Linked DNA regions of Homo sapiens: region 2 is linked to region 1. Evidence: chromatin loops called from intact Hi-C (ENCODE). Cell type or tissue: heart right ventricle. All regions are shown on one strand.

The links. Hi-C counts contacts between places; a loop is a spot of excess contacts. Peaks named below come from ENCODE experiments on the same cell type or tissue, not always from the same donor. Only the 100,000 strongest peaks of a DNase experiment are listed, where the experiment ranks them.
Region 2: a loop joins it to region 1, with 2.0 times the contacts of the local background. A loop is called at or near these places in 15 of 110 quality-filtered maps.

The regions. Positions count from the first base shown.
Region 1 is chr3:47,008,389-47,010,888 of GRCh38, reverse strand. NBEAL2 (neurobeachin like 2) reads right to left here. Exons shown (of 54, transcript NM_015175.3): 51 at 2,448-2,500; 52 at 2,221-2,369; 53 at 1,765-1,900; 54 at 1,188-1,670. The coding sequence ends at 1,569. Among named protein-coding and RNA genes, the nearest start is that of NBEAL2, 30 kb to the right of the region's middle. RefSeq lists enhancers at 36-832, 833-1,630 and a silencer at 1,260-1,769. In heart right ventricle, no CTCF peak of the experiment used is centred here; a DNase peak (open chromatin) is centred at 1,418; H3K4me3 peaks cover 1,695 bases; H3K27ac peaks cover 1,907 bases.
Region 2 is chr3:47,153,883-47,156,382 of GRCh38, reverse strand. All of the region lies in intron 1 of SETD2 (SET domain containing 2, histone lysine methyltransferase), which reads left to right. Among named protein-coding and RNA genes, the nearest start is that of SETD2, 9.0 kb to the left of the region's middle. In heart right ventricle, no CTCF peak of the experiment used is centred here; no DNase peak of the experiment used is centred here.

The DNA.
Region 1 (2,500 bases):
TAGTTGATCCTGCTTCATCCAGAAATTCAGAGAGGGCCTGAGACTCAAAGGATAGGACCGCTCAGTCCTACCTGGATCCTATAGGGCTGAATCTGCTGGGACCCACTTCCTGAGGTTTGGGGAAGAGAAGCTCCTCGTCTAGACTAAGGAGAGCTTGCCTGGAGAAGGAATGGAGGAGACATCCGGGAAGGCCCTCCAGCTCCCCAGTATCCACCACCACATATTGGGTACCGATCTATCCCACACCATGTGCCCATGTGTATGGCTAAATCAGCAACCCAGTGCTGTGGCCAAGTGGGTGCGACCTGGTAGCCCTTGCCACATATGGGTGTGTACCTTTGTGTCACTTACATTAAGGGGCCCTGCAGGATCCTGGATAGTGGATGGGCCTGTGACCAGGACGCAGCAGCAGACAGGCCTGGCTTCCGCCCAGCCTACTCTGAGCAGCGGGACTGGAACCCCTCCCGCCTCCCACCTGTCTCCAGGCCCACGAATACGCACACACAATGCAACCACCCCGCACACCCACACTACCCCTGACTTCTCACGCACACGCCGACACCAGCACATACAACACCCGCAGGATCGCGAGTCTGGAGATGGGGGACAGAGAGGCAGCCCCCGGCTCCCTCCGCTCAGCAAGGGCTCTGCCCCCAACTCCTCATGACCAGTGGCCGCCAGGATGGATCCACTCAGCAGGGCAGGACCGAGCCCTCCGGGAAGACAACGTGGACTCTCTGGGGTGGTTCTGGCCCCCCACCCCCAACCCCGAGACCACAGCGGCGCCACAGGGCGGCCCAAGAAGTAGGCAAGACAATGAGGTGGCAGGGCCGAGCTGGAGGGGCGCGGCCTCGGGTGTTGTCGCCCCTGCCCGGCGAAGGAATGCAAACGCGCCTGCGGGGCGCCTGGCCGGGTTGCGGTTGTGGACGAATGGCGTGCGAAGGCGACCCCATGAAGAGATCGTGGGGAAACCACAAGCCGGGGCGAGATGTGGGGCAGGGGCTACACTGCCGGGTAAACTGAGGCCCCAGTTCAGCGACGGCCACGCGGAGGGGGGGCGAGTGGGCCCAGAGGGGGTCACGGGCCAGGGGAACGCGAGCCAGGCCAGACTCAGACGGCGACCCTGGGACGGTGGCCATGGCAGGCCGAGACGCTGCGCGCGAACGCACACTCGGAGACGGAGCAGCTACAAAACTAGGCCTGGTTTATTGCCGAGAAGGGAGAACCGGGGCCGCCGTTAGGAATTAAGGCCACAGGCGGCCCTCGTGCTTTGACGAAACAGCGACTTGGAAGCCGGGGAACCCCGCCCCAGACTGTGCAAAAAGTGCTGCTGCGGCCGCAGACGCCAGTGCTGGCCCTCAGGGCGGCCCCTCAGCCGGCGAGGGGCGGGACTTCCGCCCGCCAATCCCTGAGGGGGTAACATCGCCCGCCAATCCCTGAGCTGGGCAGGGTGGGCCCCGCTCACCCCCCTGGGCTGCCCACCCCGGGGTGTTCCCGCCGACTTCTGGGCGGGGCCTCCCGGGCCAGGCCTGCCGGGGGCGGGGCCCGAGCAGCCGGACTGGCCAGGTTCAGCGCGCCTCAGTAGGGTTGTATTCCGTCTCTCCCGAGGACACCTGGGAGATGCGCCGCGAGGACCGCCACAGCTTCCGCGCGAACTGGCTGCTGCGCACCTGGTGGGCGTAAGGGTTGAGTAGGATCAGCTGGGATCGCCGCGCCACGCCCCGCCCCGTTCGAGGGGCCTCCCCACCCCCGCCCCATCCTCACCTCAGAGGGCTGCCCCGCGACCACCACGATGAGCTTGCCATCCTCCAGGCCCACCAGCACGTGGCTGCGCTCCTTGGTCACGGCCACGCTGCGGATGGCCACCTTCATGGGCAAGGGAGGCGCGGCCGGGAGCAGTCTGGAAGGGAGAGGGGATATACACCAACTTGCGACTGCAAGGGGGCTTTGCGACCAGCAGATATCCCTTATCCCATATACCCTCTCTGTCCTCATTTTAAGGATGGTTAAATTGAAATTCTTATACACAAAGAAATCTCCCACAACTGTGGCTAAGCGGAGGCCCAGGGCAAGACCTCCCCATGGGAAGATGAAGGGACAGGTAACAAACCTTGAAATATGTGCCCACAAACATGTATGGTGTGTGGGTTCCTAGGGCCTTTATCCTACACCAATGACCACCACCTTCAGGGGCCATGAACCCATAAATGGGGGGCTTACGTGTTTAGTTGGAGGATGTGCAGGGCGCACTGGGCGGTGCCCAGCAACACAAAGTCCTCTGTCACCGTCAGGGCTGTAGGCTGCTCTGCCAGGGGCAGTGAAGCCCGCAACTTCCCATTGACTGAATACAGGTGCAAGGAGTAGGTGACCTGGAGGAAGCAGGGAGTGTCAGCAAGGACAGGATCCCAACTGCCCCTCCATCTTTGCTGGGCACCCCTTCCCCATACCTGGGCCCCAGGACGTTCCCACGCTGAGCTCTGTACCACAATCTGGCCTTCGG
Region 2 (2,500 bases), 150 kb before region 1:
TCTATCAGTCATACTTTCCTAGTTTCCTTAGCAGGACTTTGGTGTTTCCAGATCTTCTCAGTCATTTTTCACTGTAGTGACTCGTTGATTTAATTTATTCACTTAAAAATTTTGTTTAATACATTACAGTTTATTCTGTAATAGATATTTGTAATAAATTTTCTCAACCCTAATATTCATTGTTCCATGAGCATTGTCAGGTTTTGGATGGAAGCAGGATGGCCAGCCTGGGTTTGAGAATCAAAAGTTGACCAGCTTCTCTGTCCATAAATCTATTACGTGGCTCTGCTGGAGCCTCTCTGAACCTATCCTGGTTAAGAGGCTGCTCAATTTGCTAATTGTTCTTTGCTCAGTTTCTTAAAAAAGTTGACTAGCTTCATTTCTGTTAATTCTTCCAAGAGTACCGTAGAGTACTTGATTTTGTAATACACTAAGAACTATTATTGTAAAACCCTGAGAGATAGTTTATATTGGAAACTAAGCCATTTACACCTAAGTCACTGAAATCAGGTTAGAATGTTTTTCTGACAGAAAAAAAAAACAACAAAAACAAAAAAACACTTTTTTATGTGTGTGTGAGACAGGGTCTCACTCTGTCACCCAGGCTGGAGTGCAGTGGCACAATCTTGGCTCACTGCAACCTCTGCCTCTGAGGCTCAAGCGATCCTCCCACCTCAGTGTCCTGAGTAGATAGGACTACAGGTGCACACTACCACACCCGGCTAATTTTTGTATTTTTTGAAGAGATGGGGTTTGCCATGCTGCCCAGGCTGGTTTTCTGACCTCAAGTGATCCACCCACCTCAGTCTCCCAAAGTGCTGGGATTACAGGTGTGAGCCACTGCGCCTGTCAGAAAACACTTTTTATTTTGAAAAAATTTTAAACTTTCAGGAAAGTTGCAAGAATAGCACAGTGAATTCCCATAATGTACTTTTAACCTAGATTAACCAGTAATTGGAATTTTGCCACGTTTGTATTACCTTTCTATATTTTAAAAAAAGTTTTATTTACTTTTGGCAGAACCTTTTGAGAGTAAATTGCAGGCATCATGATCTTTCTTTCCTAAATATCTGATAGTGTTACCTAAGAACAAGTATTGTCTTAGATAATCAATATACAGTAATCAAATTCAGACATTTTAACATTTGTAACCCTACTATTACCTGATATGTAATTTATACATTTTGCCAGTTGTCCCAAAGATGTCTTTTTTTTTCAATCTAGTATTACACATTGCATTTAATTGTCATGTCTCTTAGTCTTTTTCAATCTCTGAGGATAACTTTAAATTTGTTTTGGAAGTACTTTATTACTATGTACTAACCATGAATGTGATATTTTAAAAACAATAACAGGGTCTGATAGTATGTTTAAGATTTTTTTTTTTTTGAGATGGAGTCTTGCTCTGTCGCCCAGGCTGGAGTGCGGTGGTGCGATCTCGGCTCACTGCAAGCTCCGCCTCCTGGGCTCACGCCATTCTCCTGCCTCAGCCTCCGGAGTAGCTGGGACTACAGGCGCCCGCCACCACGCCCAGCTAATTTTTTGTATTTTTTTAGTAGAGATGGGTTTCACCATGTTAGCCAGGATGGTCTCGATCTCCTGACCTTGTGATCCGTCCGTCTCAGCCTCCCAAAGTGTTGGGATTACAGGCCTGAGCCACCGCGCCCGGCCAATGTTTTGTTTTTTTAATTACCACAACAATAAATGCTTATTGCAAAAGGGTCAGACAATACAAATGTTTATAGAAGAAAAAGTAAAAATCCTCCCTGAGTATCTCTTCTCTGCTCCACCTCTCCAAATACCATATCCAAGAACTTAATGTATTTTTCGAGATCTTTTCCTTTTTTTGGTTTTTATTTTTTTACACAAATGGAGTCATATTACTGTATGTATTTTTCTGCCTTTTTCCTACATTCTGTATTTGTTTCCATTTACATATAAGATATGCTTATCTTTCTTTCTTTCTTTCTTTTTGATATGGAGTCTCGCTCTCTTGCCCAGGCTGGAGTGCAGTGGCACAATCTCGGCTCACTGCAACCTTTGCCTCCTGGATTCAAGCGATTCTCCTGCCTCAGCCTCCCAAGTAGCTGGGACTACAGGCGCGCACCACCACGCCCAGCTAATTTTTATATTTTTAGTAGAGACGGGGTTTCACCATGTTGGCCAGGATGGTCTCCATTTTTTGACCTCATGATCCGCCCTCCTTGGCCTCCCAAAGTGCTGGGATAACAGGTGTGAGCCATCGCGCCTGGCCAAGACGTGCTTATTTTTTTAAATAGTTGAACAATATTCTGTAGTATGGATGTACCATGTTAAGTTGTTTGATTTTCTTAAGATGTCTGGTTAGTATATTAGGCAGTTTAAAAGAGCCTTAGGGCATATTGTGCTACGTGGAAGGTGTCTCTTTCCAAATGTATTTCTCCACAGAGTGAGTTTTTCTGGTTATGATGGTGTTTGGGGGATTTTGTTTAGAGTTTTTTAAAAAATCTGTACTTATTTC